Regions from separate parts of the Homo sapiens genome. Here region 1 is linked to region 2. The links are chromatin loops, found by intact Hi-C in ENCODE. Cell type or tissue: dorsolateral prefrontal cortex. All regions are shown on one strand. Links, peaks and the distances in the headings refer to the core of each region. The heading gives the core; the rest is flanking DNA.

Region 1 (11,157 bases), core at 2,052-10,051, 68 kb after region 2:
AACTGGCCTCCCAGCTTTTGGCTTTCTCCTTGCCAAGGCATTCGAAACGCCTCCTTCCCTCTGCACTTCTTAACGTGAAGCATGGGTCCCCTCTTGATGTATCCATTGCTTACATCCCCAGCTGCTTCTCTTGACACTCTCTCCTTGCACCCTTTATTTCAGCTGCTTCTGAACTTCATCTTCCTCCAGCACAACATGCTCTCTCTCACCTCTGGGCCCGTACACCTGTTCCTTCAAAGTAGAACACATTGTGTTTCTATCTTTGTCTTGCTAAAGTCTACTTCTCTTTCAGGTGTCATTTTAAATGTCACTTTCTTTAGGAAGCCTCTGCTGATCCCCGTCCTCCAAATTGTTATATGTCCCTACTTCCCTATTTCAGAACCTATTAATTTTGTGATTTATTGTTGTTGTTGTTTATTTAACTATCTCTCTGCTCTTCTTGACTCTAAGTTTCATCAGGACCAGGAGGGAGTCATATCTGTCCAGTTTATCACTCCTAGTATATTTTTAGTGCCTAACTGGTATTTGACATAGTAATTTCTCAACATAAATTTGGTGAATAAGGGTATCACCATAGTTTAAATCCTTATTAAATAAAATGGGTGCCCAGTCCAGCCTTGCCTACCTCTTGAGCCTTATCCTACCTCTCTGTGCCCCATGCACACTGGCCTTTCAGCATTTCCAGGGGCCCTTACTCCCTCGTGCTGCAGGAACATTGCACCCTGCGTCCTGTCTCTGAAGTGAATTCCCATGTCCATGCTTATCCTCCAGATCTCGGCTCAGGGCTCACCTCTTCAGGGAAATCTTCCTTGACTTCCATCTTATTACGGACTAATTGTTTGTGTCCCCTCAAAATCCATCTATTGGAACCCTGATTCTCGCTGTGATGGTATTAGGAGGTGGGATCTTTGAAAGGGAATTACGGTTAGATGAGGTCACGAGGCGAGGGTCCCCATGATGGGATTAGTGTCCTTATAAGAAGAGGAAAAGACTGGAGCTTACTCTTCCTCTCTTCTTTGTGAAGACACAGTGAGAAAATGACCATCTGCAAACCAGGAAGAGGGCCCTCACCAGACACCAAATCTAATAGCACTGTGGTCTAGGACTTTCCAGCTTCCAGAGAAATAAATGTTGTTTAAGCTACTGCTACCGAGCCTATGGTCTTTTATTATGGCAGCTTGAGCTTTAGACATACTCTCACTACTTTCTAAGGAAGGAAGGAGAGAGGCAAGTCACCAGCTTTGAGTCATTTTCAAATTTGATAAGAATAACAATAGCACTTTCATCTAAATTATAGACTAAAAGCTTGAACAGGATTGAGCCAAATACAGAAACCTGGGAATGCTGAAACTTCCCTCCAAGTTAATACTAATCCATTAATCAACACTCTCAGTTATTAATAGGCTGCCACCAAGCCCATGTAGAAAATATGAACGATAAAGTAATCACTGGGGAATCTTGAAAGCTAGATTTAATATTTCAGAAAAATTCATTCATTAATTTATTCACTCAATTGAGTGCCCACTTAATATGTAGCCCTGACATTTTTAACTGAATATTTTGGTCATGGGAGCTATAACAGAGCTTAGAAACTTCAGAATGTCAGCCTTCTGCCTATTCAGAAGTCATGTAATTAGTTCCTTGTCTGTTTTGATGCATCTAGCAAACATGCCACAACCATGGACCAATTTTGCATTCAACCCTATGTTCTTCTACTTTAACTTTAAAATTTTCATCCATCTACTCAACTGACATGTAAGTGCATCACTACTACATAGCAGCCACTTCCATCTTCTTTGCTTAAATGAAATGGAGATTGTGACTACCTCTTTTCACTAGATCAGCCTTGGGGCTTTATCATCCCAGAAGTAGTCAAGGCCCAGAATGCATGATGACCAGGAATCTGTGAATCATTGCCAGCATTCCTGGATTACTCACCAAAGGAGCAGACCATTGTTTCCAGCTCCAATGCAACATTTGATTTGTAACTTGCAGTTTTTCTGAAAGTGTGATAGGATACATGTTCTCTCTCCCAACCCCTTGTTCATGTGATCATCAAATCCCATAATTTTTACCTCTTACCTCCCATCTGCAGCTCTCCTGCTCCTCCTTTATCCAGGGCATCATCATCATCCATCTGAATTGCAGCCAGAATATTCTAGTAAGCTCCCTTCTTCCTGCCTTGCCACTCTCCGGATATTCTTCATATGGTAGCCAGAGTGATATTTCTAAAAGACAAATCAACTCAAGCCATTCTCTTTCTTAAAGACCTTCAGTGGCTCCCTATTACCCATGGGCTTATGTCTAATCTCCTATCAAGACACTTAAGGCCTTTGCTATCTGGTTCTAACCTTCCTCTATAGCTCGCATTTTTTCTATTCTCTGTATAGTATCTTTGGCTCCTTTCATTTCCCTGATTGTATTACCCTCCTGTGCCTTTGCAGTTGCTAGTGTTCTTTTGCAACATCCTACTTTCTCTGTCTTGCTGAATACACAGGAATGCAGAATGCACTCAAACACGCCAGAGAAGCTCTCTGGAGCACACCCACCTCACCAAACCCATGCATAATTAGGCATTCTTTCCTTTATATTTTTATGTTTATAAAAATCAGATTAGATTAATAGATTATTGATCCCTTGAGCTTAGGACTGTTTTATTTTCCTATATCCCTCAAAACTAAAACATGCAGCTATACATTATATAGTTGTTGAATTAATTCATAAATACCATCATATTAGAAAATGCTTATATGGTCGTTAGTCTATGTCAGGCACTGTTCTAAACACTGCACATAGGTTGCCTCATTTAAAGAATGAATGCATACAGCCAGGTGATCCTTTTGGTTGATAAGCACCAAATTGTGAGTTAAATGTGGCAAACATGGGAAAACTACTTTAGCAGCCACTGTGTCACCAACCCACAATCCCATTTTCTTGCTTCCACTTTTTTCAGCTCACTAGTGACCTCCCATGGGGCTTCAGTCTATCTCCATTCTAGAAACAATCTGATATTAGGCAGGAAGTTTCAAGGACCCCCATCCTCTTCCCTAGTGCCTGGTAGCATCAAGCCTCAGTGCTGAACACAAGCTCCAGGCTGTGTTGTCGATGGCCTTGCAGCTAATCTGACCCAGTGTAAGGTGTCTGAATAGTGACTGTAGTCAGTGTTTATATAGTTGTCTATCCCTTTCTCAGATCTTCAAATTGTCTGTCCTGGAATGGTCCATTAGTACCATGTTTTCCAAGCTCAATAGTCTCACTTCTTCTATCCTCATGTGCCTCAGTCAATAGGATGGTACTTTAGACTGAATCCCTATTCCAAGATTTTATTTGAATAACATCTGAGATAACTGGGACTTCTATTCATTCCCCACTGCTTCCTATGCTTCTGCTGAGGAGTTTTCTGACAGCTGTGGGTAGAATTATAGTAGCTGATTGTTTGTTGGACTGCTGGACTTTTGAGCATTGTCCTTACTACTCCTTGGAGGTTCCTGGTCTGGATCTTTCTTGAGACTGTGATGGGCTTGTTTGCCTGTATAAATGGAGCTTGGCTGCCAGTCCAAACCTTACCTGCATGTATCATGGTAGTTTCGATGTGAGAAAGCATAATTTTTGCCTTTGTTTAGCTTATAACATAATCCTTTTTTAAAAGCTAAACTTCCTTGATCACATATTATGTGCCAGACATAAAACTTTCACATAAAAGCTTCAGGGTAGGCATTACTATCCCCTTTATACGATGAAGAAACCATGTTTCTGAAATATTAAATGGTTTTCTCAAGGTCACAGAGTAAGTGGTGGAACCGAGATTCAAATTACCACCAGTCTGACTCCAAACACCAAGCTCTTTCTCTGCATATTGGAGGAGGAAACACTTGGGACACACAGAGAAGTATTTCTGGGCCTCTGAAGGAGGCTGAATTCATAATAAGTTCTCAATCAATACTCTTTGCTTTAAATGTTGACCCAGTGTTGCTGTCCAAGCCTTTCTTATTGATTGTGGTTAAAGCAATTGTAACATCATGAAGTAGAACCAATCAAAAGCTTCCCTGAAATGAATGAACATGGAATGCCTTGTAGTTACATGACTGTGGGTTGCCAAAAATGACAGAAGATGTGGTTATAAGCACATTCAAATCCAGTAAAAGCCTTACAATTGCTGGAACAATTTTCTTCAAGTAGATGAGGGTATTTGAGTGTGGCAAACAGGTATAAATTCTGTGTAAACAGTGGTGTGCTTGGGCTACCCTGAAGATCACAAAAAGTGATGAGGCAATGGGTGGGCCAGCACATTCTTCTTAAAAAGCAGTGGAATGCCAGCAGCATCAGGAAAGGGCCTGGGGGCCATAGAGGACCAAGTATACCTTTCAGAAGAAGAATAACATAATCACAGTGGGAAGTGGCCAGAACAGTAGCTACTCCTTGATCATCTCTAGCATGGATTGGTTAGCAATGCACACCTGGTACACGATACAATATCTGAGTGAGTGCACATATAATGCAATGATCCATCGGTGTCTACATGAGCAAGAGTGATCTGAATAGGCATATATAACATCAGAAGATGTTTGTGAAGCATATGTATAAACATGCATAAGACCTGAGTGAACATGTGTATCATCTGCAAAAGGGTAGGTAATAGTTAAATAAGCACATGAATATCAAAGATCAAAGTGAATAGTTTAACATATGTAACATTTAAATGAGCGTTGTTAACAACACAGTGAACATTTGCATTATTTTCATGTACATGTGTGCTGTCTAATGAGGATTTGCAATATCTCAGGAATAACATCTGAATAAGCACATGTGCTATATAAATATCAGTGTGTAATGTTGGAGCTCTTTGCCATCTAAGTGAATATGGTTTTTAGAAAAGCTGGCCAGGCACAGTGGTTCACACCTGTAATCCCAGCACCTTGAGAGGCTGACGTGGAAGGATTGCTTGAGCCCAGGAGTTTGAAAGCACTCTGGGTAACATAGTGAGACCCCATCTCTACAAAAAAATTTAAAACTTAGCCAGATGTGGTGGCCCACACCTGTAGTCCCAGCTACAAGGGAGTCTAAAGTGGGAGGGATTGCTTGAGCCCAGGAGATCAAAGCTGCAGACATGTGTAACATTTTAGTGAACATGTGTATCACCCACATGAATAAGGACATCATCTGAACAGGCAGGGAGAACAGCTGAATGAGGGTGTGTGACATCTAAGTCAGTGGATCTCAAACTTGAGCATGGCCAGAATCATCTGCACAACTTGCACAGATTGCTGGGACCTCACCCCAGAGTTTCTGATTCAGCAGATTAAGGGTGAGGTTAGAATTTGCATTTCTAATGAGCTTCCAGGTGATGCTGCGCCTGGTGGTCTGGAAAGTGCATTTTGAGAACCACTGTCCTAAGTATGTGTAACACCTGCATGTAGCACCCAAGTGAACTGATTAACATCTAAGTCAGATCTAAGTGAACATGTTAACATTTAAGGGACAAATGTATCACCCAAACAAGTATTGTGCCATCTACAGGAGCACATGTAACATTTGAATGATGTGCTTAGAATATAAGTGAACCTGTGTTACATCTCAATACCTCTGTCAAACATGTGAACAAGCATGTTTAAAATCTGAGGGTATGTGGAATATCTGAGTGAGTGCTAGTACCATCTGAGTAGATTTAACCCTAGAAGGTATGTATGTGTTTTACACCTGAAAGTATTCATTGTCTGTATCATAAGACAAACATACAAATAATTACCATACACTGTGGGAAATGCAGCAACGAGTGTCCAAGGACCAGAGACACACAAGAAACAATGGCCACATTCGGAATGGAATCCACCCAGAGGAGGATGTGTGGATGGAAGAGATGACGTGTGAGGTCTGTTTCAAAAGCTGATTAGGAATTCTTCAGGATGCCAGGAAGAGGTAGGTGGGGGAGGTATTTCTGTAAGAGGGCCCAGCTAAGGCAATAAGCATAAAATATAAAATAGCTTGGCATGTCTGGAGAACCTCATGTAGTTTTGGATTTGTATAATGAAAATACGAGGAGTAGAGAATGAGACTAGAGTGTTCATGAGACATCAGGTCACAGAAGTCCTTGTGGCCTATAACACTGAACCTGAACATGGTGGTGCTTTTTTTCCCCCTCCCAGTAAGTGATAGAGCATCAATGCATAGATTTAAGCAAGGAAGTCATGTGATTGGTTTGTGTTCAGAAATATCACTCTGGAGGCCGAGTGGAAGATAGATTGGAAATGTAGCAGGAAATCTACTGCCAACATCTGTTTATGCCAGATGATAAGGTCTTAAATTATAGCAAAAGCAGTGGAAAGAGGCAGAATAAGAAGACATTTTAGAAGTAAAATTCAATAGCACTCGTGGACTTGTGTCCTGGTGGGTCATGAGTATCAGGTAGAACGAATAAATGAGATGGGGGAGGAAGGCAGGATGCACAGGGAGGGATGATGCATTTGATATCAGACACAGTCAATCGAGGCACTTCTGCAACATTCAGAAGGGGAGGTTGCATACCCCTTCTAGGGTCTGGAGGTCAGGGAATAGTTCAGGTCAAAGACAGAAGTGTGGAGATGATCTGTCAGTGATAACTAAACTCATGGGAATGGGACTGACTAGTGAATGAGTGGGGAACAAAGAGGCTAAAGATGTGGAGCCCCAGGGGTCATCAACATGTGAATGGTGGGTAAAAGAAGAGAAAGGGAAATGAAGTCAACCCATCAGGGAAGCAGGCAAGATGCAGCAGCAAGTGGCCTCTCAAAACAGTGCATCCCTTTAAAAATAGGAAAAGTGTATTTAATGTAAATGTCAAGGATCAAGTGTGTGGTTCAAGAGGAACCAACTGGGAACAGGAATTCCTGAGTTCCATCCTGGCCATGCCACTGGGTACTTTTGTGGTCTTGGTTCATTAATTGGAGTTTCTGGGCCTCCATTTTCAAATATGGAAAGTGAGAAGTGAGTCTTGAATATAAGAGAACAAGAGCTCACTAACTTCTCTTTTGTCTATAGATGAGCGTTTAAAGGCTGTCCTCGACATGCTTGTTCTTATACAAGGACAGGCTCTGGAGTTGCTCAGTCCTGGGTTCAAAGCCTAAAGGCACCAATTACTAGTTCTTTGACTCTCGGAAAGTCACTCAATCCCTCTAAACCTCAATTTTCTATAAAATAAGTCTAATGGATGTGGTGTGTGTGTGTCGGGGGGAGGCGGGGGAGGAGTGTGTTGGTCAGTGGGGATGTGAATATTTAAAGAGACAAGCCATGTAAAGTGCTTAGTAAAATGCAAACAAACCAGCAACAGCAAAACAAAACCCTATGAATGCTATTATGATGGAGAAAGTTGAATTAAATTGTTTCTAATGTCCCTCCTAGCCCAGCACTGTTTGTCTGCGTCTGTTTCCCTTTTTGTCTATGATCCTGTGATGAGCCACTTGGTAAATATTCATGTCCTAAATATTGACTAGGAAGAAGGATTTGTTTTCTGATTTCTGACATATATTGCAAAGTTGAGAGAAATTAATTGTGGTGGGAAAAAAAAGCATGAAATGCAAATATATCCAGCTCTCCCTGTCTGTGGGTTACCCATCCATGAATTCAACCAACCTCAGATTGAAAATACATGGGGAGAAAAAGGATGGTTACATCTGTACTGAACAGGTACAGACTTTTTTCCCTTTGCATCATTCCCTAGACAATACGATATGACAGCCACTTACATAGTGCTTACATTGTATTAGGTATTATAAGGAATTAAGAGATGGTTTAGGATATACAGGAGAATGACCATGCGTATGTTATATGCAAAAACTACACCATTTTATGTAAGGGATTTGAGTATCTGTAGATTTTGGTATTCTTGAGAAGTCCTGGAACAACTCCCCCATGGATACCAAGGGATGACAGTACACTAAATAAATATGGCTCACCAGAAAGTGCCCTTCTTTCTCCTCTTCTCCCCTTGAAGCAGTGAAGGAGTCTGTGCTGTATAGAACTGAAAGAGAGTTTTCCACTAATGTCCAATAATAAATTGCTTCCCAGATCCAGTCACTGATGATTATTTTTTCTCAGTGTATTGCAGTAAAATGAGAAAGAGTTATAGATTTGGGAAAAAAATGTGGTGGCTGATTATTTTCTTTCTTTCTTTTTCTGACATACGGTCAGAGGGGCTCATCATTTCCTTTACAAGAATCACATTTTAGGCATTTTTTTTCTTACGTGCAATATTCTGAAACATGAAATTTACAAAAAAAAATGAGTTAATATGGGTCCCTAACTAAATTTAGAACGCAGCAAAGTAGAAAGATAAAAAGGTCTGATTTAAAGAATGTCACACATGGAAAGTGAAGAAGATGGGAAGATCTCACCTTTGGGGTGGCAGTGATTATTTTGCAATGCAAAATTATTTCATCTCCATTTGCAAAGGCAGGCTAATGAGACTGAGTGGATTAAAGGGGGGACCTGGGAAAGGAATAAGAATTAGGTTTTACCTTCTAATTACTTATTTATTTTTATTTGTGAAAAAAACCTAAGACTGCATTTTCTAGGTATTATTGGAACTGTCTGCCTTTGTATGAGTCTTCCACCCCAACTCCTCACACTTCTCTCAACTCACCTGCTTAAAGTGCAACATCATTATTTTTGACCACTAAAATAATATAATTATTACGGAAATGTATTTTAGAACACACACTTTTATATGCTAGCATTTAAGAAATTTCAAGGAATTATTTTCTGATAATATATGGGAGAAGCTCAAAGACAGTTCATCAGAAACTATTTACTCTTTGTTCCGTGTGTGTGTGTGTGTGTGTGTGTGTGTGTGTGTGTTGTGTTCCTAGTTCATATTTATCAAGCAGTTATAATACACAGGTATTTCCCCAGGTTCTTTATAATTTAATCCTCATAGTTAGGGCCCCACAGTTAGGACTGTTATTTCCCCATTCTATAGCTAAGAGAACTGTGGTTAGTAATGCAAAGTAATTCACCCACAGTAACATAGCTAAACAGTGGGAGAATCAAATGTGAATGCAGATCTGCCTGATCTCAAAACTCACACTTTGAGCCAGTGTGCAGTATTGTGTATACTAAAAGGTATGTGTAAGTAAATTAAGCCTTAAGAAATGCACACCCATTCCTGTTAGTGTCTTGTTGAGCTTACTGCTGGAACTTTGTGCATTCTTTTATTATAGCATTTGCTCTGTGTTATAATTAGTTACATTTCTCTCATTCTTTACCAATGGTTCTTGACTTTTTTGTGTGGTGGGATGGCAGTCATGAATTCTTCTAAGGATTTATCAAAGTTAGGACCTCTCTGAAGAAACATGTGGACTGGGTTAATGTGCCAGTGATGACTTACATATCATCATATATTTCTCCCATCAAAATATAATAAGTGTCCTTGGGTTTTCTGGCTTTTTATTTATCATTCTTTTATTTAGTATGCTAATACTAAAGGAAATGTGGTCCTGTCCTGAAAATGAGTGTTTACTGTCAATGCTCCTGAATCTTTGTTACTGTATGTCACCTTTTGGTCCAGCTGCAGCTCCAGAACCAGCTCTGGACAGTGGTTGACACATTTCTTGAAGACCTGAGGATAATCTGAGGTAATTCAAATGGAAAAAAAAAAAAAGAAACAATAACAATTCAGCATCAGACATTATTGCTTTCCAAAATTTCTTATGAAACACTTTATGGAATATATGGTCATCCACTTGAATAAATGGAATAAAAGGATGAATGAAACGATAAACAAATGTAAAGATCCTTTAGATATCAATGGACCATATGGTTCAAACCCTTGAACAAAACTATTAGCTCCTTGAGGGCAAATCTTTTTTTTCTGCATTCTTCATCATTCTATAGAAGCTGATTCTCAAGAACTGTGGTATTTCTTGAATATATTTAGAGAATAAACCCATGAACCCAATACAGATAACCCTAAACCACAAAGCAGATGAGCTCCTCTGTTTAAACTTTTTCCTTTAAAGCCAGTCTAGAAGCCCTTTAAAGAGTACTTGCAAATACAAGTGCAGTACTATTCTCCCAAAAAAGAATTCTGCCATCACCTCTTCCATGCTGTTTATAAGTTACTACCTTTTTCACTTATCATGTTTCTAGTAATTTTTATGTAATTGTCTGCTTTCCCATTATACTATAAGCTTGTAAACTCCTTGAAGGTAGGAACAACTTTTTTTTTTTTTTTTTTTTTGTGGTTCCTATTATAGCTTTATTCTTTTTTTTTTTATTTTATTATTATACTTTAAGTTTTAGGGTACATGTGCACATTGTGCAGGTTAGTTACATATGTATACATGTGACATGCTGGTGCGCTGCACCCACTAACTCGTCATCTAGCATTAGGTATATCTCCCAATGCTATCCCTCCCCCATCCCCCGACCCCACCACAGTCCCCAGAGTGTGATATTCCCCTTCCTGTGTCCATGTGATCTCATTGTTCAATTCCCACCTATGAGTGAGAATATGCGGTGTTTGGTTTTTTGTTCTTGCGATAGTTTACTGAGAATGATGGTTTCCAATTTCATCCATGTCCCTACAAAGGACATGAACTCATCATTTTTTATGGCTGCATAATATTCCATGGTGTATATGTGCCACATTTTCTTAATCCAGTCTATCATTGTTGGACATTTGGGTTGGTTCCAAGTCTTTGCTATTGTGAATAATGCCGCAATAAACATACGTGTGCATGTGTCTTTATAGCAGCATGATTTATAGTCATTTGGGTATATACCCAGTAATGGGATGGCTGGGTCAAATGGTATTTCTAGTTCTAGATCCCTGAGGAATCACCACACTGACTTCCACAATGGTTGAACTAGTTTACAGTCCCACCAACAGTGTAAAAGTGTTCCTATTTCTCCACATCCTCTCCAGCACCTGTTGTTTCCTGACTTTTTAGTGATTGCCATTCTAACTGGTGTGAGATGATATCTCATAGTGGTTTTGATTTGCATTTCTCTGATGGCCAGTGATGATGAGCATTTTTTCATGTGTTTTTTGGCTGCATAAATGTCTTCTTTTGAGAAGTGTCTGTTCATGTCCTTCGCCCACTTTTTGATGGGGTTGTTTGTTTTTTTCTTGTAAATTTGTTTGAGTTCATTGTAGATTCTGGATATTAGCCCTTTGTCAGATGA
Region 2 (11,157 bases), core at 954-8,953:
AAAATACAGTTTTCTAAGAATCCAGACACCTCAATAGCTTCCATAACTTGGGAGAATTTAATGTTCAGTCCTTTCATCTATTACTTGTTTTTATTAATTATAGAATTTTTTTGGATATTATGTTTTGAATAGCTACTTCTATTTAAAATTTAATAGCTAGTTTTCTTTAAAAATATAAAATTTCATATATAAAATATGTAATAAAAATATAATAAAATATATAATTTAATATATATAATATTAAAAAATATATAATTTCATATATATCCAGGCAACAATGCTGGGTTATTTTGCTGATATAGGAAATAAGGCCATTAGGTATGTTGCTTGGTTGGTAGAAGGAAGTACAAAGTTTAGGGATTATTCTTTAAGTAGAGCAGATGAGTATTAAGTCTGAAATCTGTGATAAAGGAGCATTAAAAATACTGGCAGCCACTGAAATTCTTACCATTAATTTATCTCAAACCATCTGCAGATGTGTGCATATTAATTGGCTTTGGGCATTTTGTTACCTAGGAGGAGTAACACATATGATAGCTAAAATTAGAAGGCAGGCAAAAAAAAAAAAAAGTGAAAATACAAAGCTTGGTATTCCAATGTAGGTGGGGTGTTATAGCAAGAGACCCTGCCAGGCAGGAGTCCTTAATCACTGTGAGACATGAGTGGCAAAAAGTGCTTGAGGCATGTTACTGAAAGACAAAGCTATCTCACACTTACGTCTAGATTTGTGGGTGGAAGGGTGAGAGTTGGAGCTATTCCCCATTCACACTGCCACACATCTTTGTAGCATGCTTTTCATTACATGGATTTGAATACATCAGTGATCAGGGTGATGAGTGAGGGGGCGATGGAGGAAGCCAGAAGGAAAAACTGGAAGGCTTTTGGCTTTAATCTGCTTTGCTTGTTTAAGCTAAGGAAAAAAGAGCTTCTTAGCCTTTTTAAAAAAATAAACTATCACAATAATGAAAATATTAATAACCAAAATAAGAGCTACAGGTTATGCAGAGCTTGTTAGGCAGTAGGCACTATGTTAAGTGCTTTATGTACATCATCTCACTTAATGTCCCTGTGTTTTCCCTACTGTCCCCAAACAGTAAAAATCTCTTCCAGAACTGCTCATTCACCATCTCCTAGCAGACACACCATAAAGAGATTTCACTTTATTTGCAATTCTGCATTTAAAAATTCTCCTTCACCCTTCACCTTGTTGGAGCTACTTTCTGCTTTGAGATGGCGAACAGGTCCATCTGCTTAGAGATGGTCCCTAAGCATTGAGGGGAGTGGTATCCCTTTCCCTCTCACCCAAGGCCAGGCTCAGATAGAGTGGGCTTCTTGGCCAGGCAACCCTGGATACTTATCATTGTAGGAGGAAGTGCCTTAGAATTGTCTCCTATTGAGTGAACTGTAAACCCCAGCCCCTCTTAGTTCATGAATTCAAAGCCGTCACTCACCTTGTGCTTACGCACCAGGGCAAAGAGAATGGCTATCTTGCCTCAAGGAAGCAATTGGCCCTACCAATACTAACACCTTGCAATTCTAGTGAACACTGTTTACTGTTCTGAGGGGAACGTGACAACAAGGCAGATCTATCTTGGATGCCTTCCAAGAAGCCGAGCACCAAAGGGAAGTCCTGATATAAACAGGCATGGAAGGAGGAGCTCCAAATACCCTACATGGTTCACTATAGAGGCTTTGCTGCTCTTCAGGAGAACCTGATCTCCCCTACCTGGTGGATGGAGACTTACTCTCACTTGTCCTTTAAGCAAAGAGATGCTGCAATTCTACTTCTTTCAAGGATCTACTGAGAAAATAAACCTGCCACTACACCCAGGGCACTTTCTCTTTTTAAGAACTTTCCTTTTTTTCTCTCCTTCCTCTAAGTCTGTTCTCCTAAACTTTTGTTGGTGGTATTTAGACATGCTGTTTTTTTCTCCTCTGGGTGTGCTCTAGGATTTGATCTAATTGTCCTGCTGTTCGAGTGTCACTTGGCATTATTATTGGGAAGATGAATGGTATGTGGGTCAGAGTTCAGCAAGAAGGCATCTGCTCGCTTCCACTGTAAAGTGGAAATGCTTAGAGGTGATCTTTAATGAAAGCTTGGAAAAGATTTGCACAAGGCAGGCTGTCCTCTATTCCTCCAAAGCAGAGGGGACCAAAGGTTATCCTTTTCTGGAGGGACAGAAAATGAATAAAAAGGAGGTAGAAATCTCTTTACAGGGAGTTTCCTGCTTGGGATGTCTTTTCTTCTGTAGGAAAGAAAATGGGGTGTGGTGTGTGGGGAGACAGAACGATTAAACAGGGAAGAGATTGAAAATAGAAGCTCTTGAATGGATCCTAACCATTCTGTTTTGCTCACAGAACAATCTGATCCAAGAAGTTTCCACTCTACTTGCAACGACTCTCACCTGCCATCTCCCCTGGCCTCAGGTTACTGTGCCATAGCAGGCTCAGGTTCTCTTACTGGACTCTCTTCGAGTTGACAGTTCTCCCACTTTACCAAATAGCCAGAGGCCTCACAAAGACCTAGAATTGCGTTGGCATTCTAGGCAAGGGGACAATGAACCCATTGTTCTTTTTTTTTTTTTTTTTTGCCTTCTTAAATAGGGCAAATATCTCTTCCATTTACCCCTATCATCAAAGGAGGCTTAGTATGGGGTCCTCAGAGACTCACCTTCCTTCCACTCCTCCTTTGTTGTTTGGAAGAGTTATCGCTAGCCCCCTTCTCGCCCTCGCCCCATTAAAGCTGTTGTGGGACCCGACTGGACGTTGCCTTTTCTTGCTCTTAAAGGAGTGGAAGTTGGGAGGGGAAGAAAGAAGCACACACCAGGAAACTCATTTTAGTTCGGGGCGACCTGCAGCCTGTGGTTCCTCCTGGACCTCTGGGGAGACGCATCTCGGTTGCCCGCAGGGTAGAAAGCAAGAGAATGGCCCACAGGAACGCCCGCGCCAGCGCTAAAACCACACCGGGAGAGGACAGCCCCACGTTACCGAGGACTCGAGGCAGAAGCGGTCTCCAAGGATGGGTGGGGATCCCACCACTGGCTTCCAGCTCTGCATGCGCCGCGGAGTCCCCGCGCAGGGCGCACCTTTGCGGCGGGGTTTCCCCGCTGCCTTCTGGGAACCCCGCGGAGCGACTGCCGCTGGACGCAATCTGGCTGGCTTGCCTCTACCCCGAGCTCACTCTCTCTGCTCTGTCTGGGCTCTGGAGCCAGAGCTGAGTCTCTCTTGAGCATGCGCAGCCCGGCACCCTCCCCGCCTCTCCCCTCCTCCGCCCCCTCCGCGCCAGCCTTTTGCTCTTTCCTTTCATTAAACAAACAGGAGATCCTGAAACCTGGACCCTGTGCAAGCTGCAGCGCCAGGAGGAGGCAGCGGAGGAAGCAGAGCGCGGGATGGGCGCCCAGCGGCATCTGTGATCCCGCGCACCTCCGCCCCACGGGCGCGCGCACAAACACGGACACACACATACACACACTCGCGCACACACTCGCACAAACACACACTCGTACACGCCCGCGCCGCTCGCTCGCCGGCTTGCTCTCCCACGCAAGCGGAATGCAGCAGCGCCTGGAGAGCGTGTCTCGGACCGCCGCCTGAATGTACCTCGCTCCCGGGAGCCGGACGGCCCAGTAGGGCGCACTGGAGGACGCTCCGCTGCGGGAGGTGAGTGCGGCGCCCGCAGCCGGGCCGCTGGGGAAGTCTCTGCACCGGGGCAGTAGGGCAGCGCGGGGCAAGCTCCTGGCCGGACCCGGCGGCGCAGGTGTCCCATGCCTTGCTTGTGGGTGTCGAGGTGCAGATGAAGGCGGCGCTGGGGCTGTGCAGAGGAGAGGACGAACCCAGGGAGGGTCGCCTCCTGCGAGGTGTCAGATTGACCCAGCAGAAAGCTACCACCTCCCTGCTCATAAACTTTCCTTCCATGTCATCTGGGAAACGTGGAGACAAAGGGGGCGTGGAGGCTCCCTCCGTCCCGTTCCACCCTCCTGACTGCATTCCGGGCTGCAACGCGAGCCTGCACGCGTTGGGTGGGTGTGCAGGCGGAGGCGCCCTGCAGGTAGCTGATGCCAAGTCCTCCCACCCGGGCGGGGGTTGAGATTTCTCACCCCAAGCTGTAAGGGTTGCCATTGATTTTCCCTCAGGCATGGGCACCTGTCATCCTTCCCTTCCACCCCTCTGCGTCCTAGGCGCATAGTGGGGTGTGTGTGTCACCTGGAAAATTGGAGGGGCGGCCTTCGGCTTTCTCATCGAGCTCCGGTGCCAAAGGCGCCGGGGTGAGGCTCGGGTCAGTGCGGGGATAAATGATGAGTTACTGACAGGCTTGCCATAATCACCTCCTAGAACGGAGGACGCTAGGATCTCTCCTCCTCAGGGAAGGTGCTGTCTTCACGCACACCATCGCGGCAGCGCTGGGAGCTGAACAGGGGCTGCTGCTGCGGCGGCGGCAGTGGGAAGACGGGGCTTTATCCTCTCCCAACCCATTTCCCAAGGGTTTTATGACACGCACGTGTGGAATATGTGGAGGATTCTGGATTATTATTTTTCTTTGTGGGGATGTCGGGTTTTTTTCCTTTCAACCTCTTTCCTGGGAGAGATTCTGTGGTGTCTGCTATCTAGTTGGTGGACAGGCACGGTTCTGAATATCTCTTCGGCCCGACGGAAAAGGTCCTGAGAAAAGGATTTCCTAAAATCCTTTCTACTACTGGGGCGGGATCTCAGAGTGCAGTGCACCCGCTGCACCCGGGAAAAGCGTCAAATCGAATGGCCTTTTGAAACAGCAGAGACTGGGTCAGCCTGTGAGGAGTCCAGGACTGGGACAAAGGGAGATAGAAGAGGGACAAATAATGGTCACTTAGGAGAGGTGTGACTAGAGGTTAATGAAGGCAGGAAGAGGTTGACTGGAGGGGACGTACACTACAGCCTTCACTGAATTTCTATGCCCCTTCTGCTTGTATGGTTGGCAGCTCCTATTCTTCTGGTGGGACGCTAGTTTTGAGGTGTCTAGAATGTCACATCTGGAGCGTAAAAGACTTCACTATTTCTGGGATAACATTTAGCATACTTACAAATTAGTTGTTTAGGTCTAGAAAGTGCCTCGTGTGAAAGTTTCTCCATCTTGACGTGTTGGTTGTACCTGAAAGGCGGGTTGGGCAGACAGGTACATTTTTGGCTCTTGTGCACGTCAGGAGCCTTGTATTTTTAGGAAAAGTGTATGGGGAATCTGGAAGCCAAGCTGATGCTGAAAGAAGTAAACTCCGGAAGCTCAGATCCAGTACTTATGCCTGCTGCTCCTCACGGGTGGGGGTGAGGGCTTCTCTTCACTTTGAGATGACAGGTTGGGGAGTCTCTCTGCTGCTTGGGATGGGGACCTTTTTATCTTTAACATTTTGTGACTTCTTTGAAGTGGGAGAAAGCATGATATTTGTGAGATTAATTGAGAAATGACTTATGAAAGTGATCTTCACTCATAAGTAAGCATAGCCAAAGGTGAAAAGCTTTTTTAAGAAAGGAAAAAAAGAAGCAGGGGGTGGGGGGGAATTGGGAAAGGGATGCTTATTATTAAAATAGTTTCGCTTTTATGATTTTAAAGGTATTCAGTAAGATAGAAATCTGAGTGTTTTATTTTCAAATAACTAGGGAAGTAAAGACCTTTCCAGGAATATTTTCAAGTGAAATTGGCATAGAGGGGATTTAACTATAATTGTCAGCATATGTCCTTTTTATCCCATGGTGAACACTCTCATCATTTTCTTTGAAAACCTTGGCAAGAAAAGATCAAGAATATTTTTTGCTTTCACTAGAGCTCTTTATTTGCTTTGTTACTATATATTTCCTCTTCCTTCATCTGCAAGATCAGTTTATTTTGATTATACTAGATTCTATTTACAAGGATTTATTGACCACCTATCCTGTATTTAGCATTGGAAGTCATATAAAATATGTAACATAGTTCTGTCCCTCAAAGTGTTTATGTTCTAGTTGTAAATACAAGATGAACACACATGAAATAGAAAGCAGGATGGTTCTGTATTGTACTATGAGCTCTTAACGTGTATGCTGTACACTTCATCCCCTCCTCCTGGATTTTCTCACCATTCAGAAAACATGTATAAGTACTTGTTACATGCTGGAGGCTGGGGAAAAAAAGATAAGAAAGTAAAAAATGGTCCCAATCATCAAGGTAACAGGTATTTAACTATGATGCAATCTGATTAACTGCTGTAATTGTAGGTTAAACCATGTGCCAATAGTACAGGCATGAAAGTGATTTTTTCCTTTCCCTGGAGGATTTGAGCAGGTGATCTTTGAGAAAAATGAATAGTCTTTTACCAGGGAGGAAAGGATAGAAAGGACATTCCAGGCAGAGGAAATACTTGAGAGTGTCTGATAAATTAGGGTGGCAATAAGCCATCTCATGTGGTTAGAGCCATTGAGGGTGAACAGCATCTGGGTGACACCAGTTAACAAGTAATGCTATAGAGTGAGTTTTTTAGAGATATGCTCAGAATGCCATGGAAGCACAAAGGGAGGGCATCCAACTCAAGGAGAGTAAGAAGATCAAGAAGGTTTCTCAGAGAGCTTGACATTAGCTGAGTCTTGAACAAGGACAAGGAGGAAAGAAGGGCTTTCCAGGCAGAAATATCTCTGAAAGGCCTGGAAGTAGTTCTGTGTGGCTGTAGCGACAGATATGGGTTCTTAGCTTTTTGCAGTGGCACAACATCAAGCAAGAGACATAAGCAGCAATCAAGTGTGAATGGAACTATCCAAGCATAAGAACTTCAATTTTATGGGGAAGGCTAGGGGTGTTTGTTTGAAAGTTGAGAAAGTTTGAGACATGATCAGATTTGCATTAGAGAATGATGACTGTGACTACAGTGTGGAGGATGACTTGGAGGTGTTGAGACTGGAGGCAGGGAACTTATTGTGGAAATGTAGGTGTTAAATGATGAGGGTGGTGGCAGTAGGGGTGGACAAGAGGAGATGTATCTGAAAGACAAGTGAAATAAAGCCTGCTAATATAAGAAGGGCCTTCCTTCTTCTGTGTGCTCCTATATCACCCTCTTCTTTCCTGGCATTCACTTGTGTAGCTGCCTTTTTTGCATTGTGAGAGTAAGGCATTCACAGTGGCATCACCAGCATTTAGCACAGGCCTGGTATGGAGTAGGGACCCAATAAATATTTGTTGAATGAATCATTAAATAAATGAATGAGAAATCCAGCCATGAGGTGATGATTCCTGCATTAGAATAGTAGAAGATAAATCATGACTTCCATTTCTCCAACGTGATCAACTGACTTGGAGGTCAGTGTTAAAATGTGCCAAGGAGGCCACAAATCAAAACAAAAAACATATTTTCTCAGCTGCCCCTATGAAGAAGAACTGTACCCTGAAGTGCCACTAAGAAATAGCATCATGACTCTTTTTTATGTTTAAAAAATGAGCTCATCACTGCATCTTGGAAGCAACAGCATTTAGCACAGTTGCTGATACATAGTAGTATGGCAGTGTGTATAAATTCCCTTTTCCCCCTTTCTTGTCAGAATTTCCGGATTTAATATACATTGTGAAAACTTTAAAAATAATCTGCACCAGAGAGTTCATAAGGATCTCACTTAAAGAGCTCATTGCATCTTGGCATCCTGGAATGAGGGCCAGATCATCTGTGTTCCAGCCATCAACACTGCAGACCCAGGAACTAGGTCCCTTACTGAACCAAGCCCAAACATGTTGAATTTCAATCTGAAAATGCCATTAAGAGATGCCAGAATGGGGAAAAAACATAGTCAGAGTTTGTTTTCAAATTGACTACAGGGAGTGCAACAGAAGGCAAATCCAAGATAGCACTTCGGGTTTGACCATTGGTAGCTGGATTGATGGTGACAGAGGGATGGGGAAGGAGGTTAGCTCAGGAAAGTAAAAGGCTTAATGCTGTTTTGCAGAAATTGATTTTGGGGTGACACCAGAACATCTTGGAAAGCATTAGTAGAGATCCCAGCATCTAGTGATTTCATAGTAAATGCCAAGTATTATTTTTATTAGGGAAGAAGATGGGAAGAGAAGGACACCATACAGCCAAAGACTAAATTTCAGCATTTAGCAAAATATAGGGATTAAGGAGAGAAATAAGCCCCAGGAAAGAGCATAGGAAGTGAATACTCAGACAAGAAGGAAAAGAACTGGCATGAAAGCAAAAGCCTCAGGGAACCATGAGGAGTGCTCAGACTTCACAGAAACAGTCCCAACTGTGCCAGGACTTGTTTAAATGCCTCCACGTGGAATCCTATTTAATCTTGACAACACCTATGACTCCTATTCCCACTTTACAGCTGAAGCAGCTGAAACAGAGAGGTCCCAGTAGCTTGTCCATAGCTACCAAGTTACAAAGTATCAGAGTCAGGTCTCAAAGCCCATTTTCATAATTGTACAAGCAATTTCCTTTCATCAAATGTATAAATTACCAGGATGATTTTAAGTGAGGGGAGTTTGAAAAGGTTGAAAGTAGGGAACTGAAAAAGGACAATGAAAAAGAGTTTTCTGGTGACCATTAGGAAAGCAATTTTAGTATAGCAGTGTGCTCAGAAACCATTTCAGAGAGTTCAGTGGGGAATGGGAGGAAAAAAAAAACGTGCAATGCGTAACTATCAGTCACTTATGAAGTCTAGCAGGGGAAAGAGTTATGGGGCTGTAGGTACAGTGAGAAGGTACAGTGAGTCTCAAGTGCATTTTTTATCAAAAGGGAGCAGATGGAACCAGCTAGTGTCTAAGAACAAAGGGTTTGGGAAATGAGAACAGGAGAGGAGAGAGAGAGGAGAAAGGATGCCTTTCTCCAAGAGCATGCAAAGATATATTTGAGGACAGATACAGCAGATGCTCTTCTTCCCCACAACTACATGACTGAAATGAGTCCTCTAAAACTCAGAGAATTCAGATCCTTGAATGTCCTGGAAACTTAAGGAGCCTCTGAGTGCCATACCTCAATGGTACCACTTGGGCATGCAGGCTGATGAGCCTGACTTGTTTATGTAGCACAGCGGTTAAGAGCACAGGCTCTAGAGTTAGGCTGTTAACCTGAATTAATTCTGAATTGATTCAGAATTCTAAATTAAATGAATTCTTAATTCTGGCTCTGCCACTTATAAACTGTGCGACTTTGGGCACACAGTTTACTTCTCTGTGCTTTCAATTACTCCTGCTTTTAAGATGGATCCCATTGCAGAGGTTTGTGAGGATTAACTGAGTTTGTTGTAAAGGTCGGACAGAGTAAGTACCTAATAAATGGAGAGTATTAAGTGTGATAGCAGTGAGGTTAAAAACATAAAGCTTTGACTTTATGCTCAGGACTCAAGAGATGGTGTGCTTTTGCATTCATTAAAAAATTTGGGGGCGGGGGGGTTGGTTATAAATAGTTGGCTTGAATCCTGTCTTCCTAAGTGCAGAAATTAAATCAGCAGACACAAATATGGCAGGCGCAGACCAGCTCGGCTGTCATAAGCCTAGGTAGAGTAGACATGTGCTGGAAGTACCTGCCAATAACACTTGCCTAGTTGCCCACTTCTCACACCTGTCTGGGGAAGATGAAAGTTTGCTTGCGTTTAGCCTAGTCTTTGCACCTTCAGGCTCATAGGCATCAGACAACAGGGACTTAGCTGTTTAGCAGATTGTTTTAGGGAAACGACTACTTGTATTAATTACAGCACCTCTTTGGTACTGAGGGACATAAACTGTAAATATCTCAAATGTGAGATTTACAACATTCCGTAGGAAATTAAATGCCTCCCTTCATGGAAAAATTTGTCATGTGTTCTAAAATAGAATCCCAGTGGATGTGGAAACTCTGTCATCTAGCTATTTGGCAGCAGGGCAGGAACTGCAACCCGGGTTTGACTCATAACTCTGTGTCTTTGCATTATACTCTGGCAAATACTTCTATTACTGTGCTATAATCAAAGACTTTTTACCCCCCATCCATCCTATTAATGTTTCATCCAAACTAAACTTCTTACAGTTACCCCCATGAGATTTTTCTTTTTACCTTCAGGCCTTTCGCCATGCTGTTCCCTCTTTCTGGAATTCCGTCCTTGTCTTCCCCTAACTCCTTTGGGTTTTTAGGTCAGAGTCTCTTTCTAGGGAAGTTGTCCTGACCTCTTAACTCTAAGGTTGGCTTCTCTTTCTATGTGTTTCAGTAGTCCCCAACTCTGTATTTTTTTGTGCCTAACATAGTGCTTGGCATATATAAGCGTTCAGTAAACGTTTTTGATTGAATAACTGAATCAATTACTGAACCAACTTCTCCTTTTGAGTCATTGATGACACTTCAAATAAAGCAACTTCATATTATAGAAAATCATAGGATTGTCCCAAGTTCAAAGATTCGTTAGAAGTTACCTAGTCAGACTTTCAAGTGAAATGACACAAGGAAACTGAGAACTAAGGAACTGCAGCAACTTACCTGAGGCTTTTGCTTACTGTAGTTAAGTGATATCAGAATGGAGGCCAGAATTCTCATATTCTAATTTCAGACCCAGATTCTGCCCAGGGCTGGGGTGAGGGTGGGGTGAGAGAAGCAAACGCAGGATTGGTTCCTGACTTTATTTAAAATTTTGATACTGTGTGTGTTCATCATGGAATGTTGCATTACGATTTTTTTAAATGTTGCATTAAAATATTGTTTACCTTGATTACTGAGTTTTTTGGAATGTCTTAAATTTTGTGCCCAATGCAGGTGCCTCACTCATCTGACCCTAGTCCCAGCCCTGCTCTTTCCACAAAGGATACATCCTAGCTTTCCTATACTGGTGTAAAAATGCAGGAACAGTGTATATGGCAAGGGCCCTGATTGAAAATATTGAAACACCATTCATCATTGTGGTATGAACTGCTAATAAGCATTTCATGACCTGGCTAATCTTCTGGTCAATAAACGTTATATTCACATTGTAAAAGCAAAGCCAAAAGGATAAGAATAAAAGCTCTATCTGCCTGTCATCTCTCTATTTATCTCTTTGTCTTAGGGCTAGAGGAAAATGTAAAGATCATCTAGACTAGTCCTTAATTTGTAAATTTACATGTAGTTATTACTATACTTCCATATTTTTAAGTGTTTTGAAGACCCAAGACCCAAGATAGAAAAGAGAAGAAAACTATTCCATTTATAAACTTGGCTG

What was found. A loop is a pair of places that touch in the nucleus more often than their neighbours do. Peaks named below come from ENCODE experiments on the same cell type or tissue, not always from the same donor. Only the 100,000 strongest peaks of a DNase experiment are listed, where the experiment ranks them.
Region 1: a loop joins it to region 2, with 2.3 times the contacts of the local background. A loop is called at or near these places in 1 of 110 quality-filtered maps.

Annotation. Positions count from the first base shown.
Region 1 is chr9:101,091,905-101,103,061 of GRCh38, forward strand. The region is part of intron 1 of PLPPR1 (phospholipid phosphatase related 1); the gene reads left to right. Among named protein-coding and RNA genes, the nearest start is that of PLPPR1, 69 kb to the left of the region's middle. RefSeq lists enhancers at 6,265-6,836, 6,837-7,406. In dorsolateral prefrontal cortex, for the core only: no CTCF peak of the experiment used is centred there; no DNase peak of the experiment used is centred there.
Region 2 is chr9:101,025,443-101,036,599 of GRCh38, forward strand. It overlaps PLPPR1 (phospholipid phosphatase related 1), which reads left to right and starts at 3,285. Exons shown (of 8, transcript NM_207299.2): 1 at 3,285-3,660. In dorsolateral prefrontal cortex, for the core only: no CTCF peak of the experiment used is centred there; DNase peaks (open chromatin) are centred at 3,229 and 4,347; H3K4me3 peaks cover 3,656 bases; H3K27ac peaks cover 3,375 bases; H3K27me3 peaks cover 1,450 bases.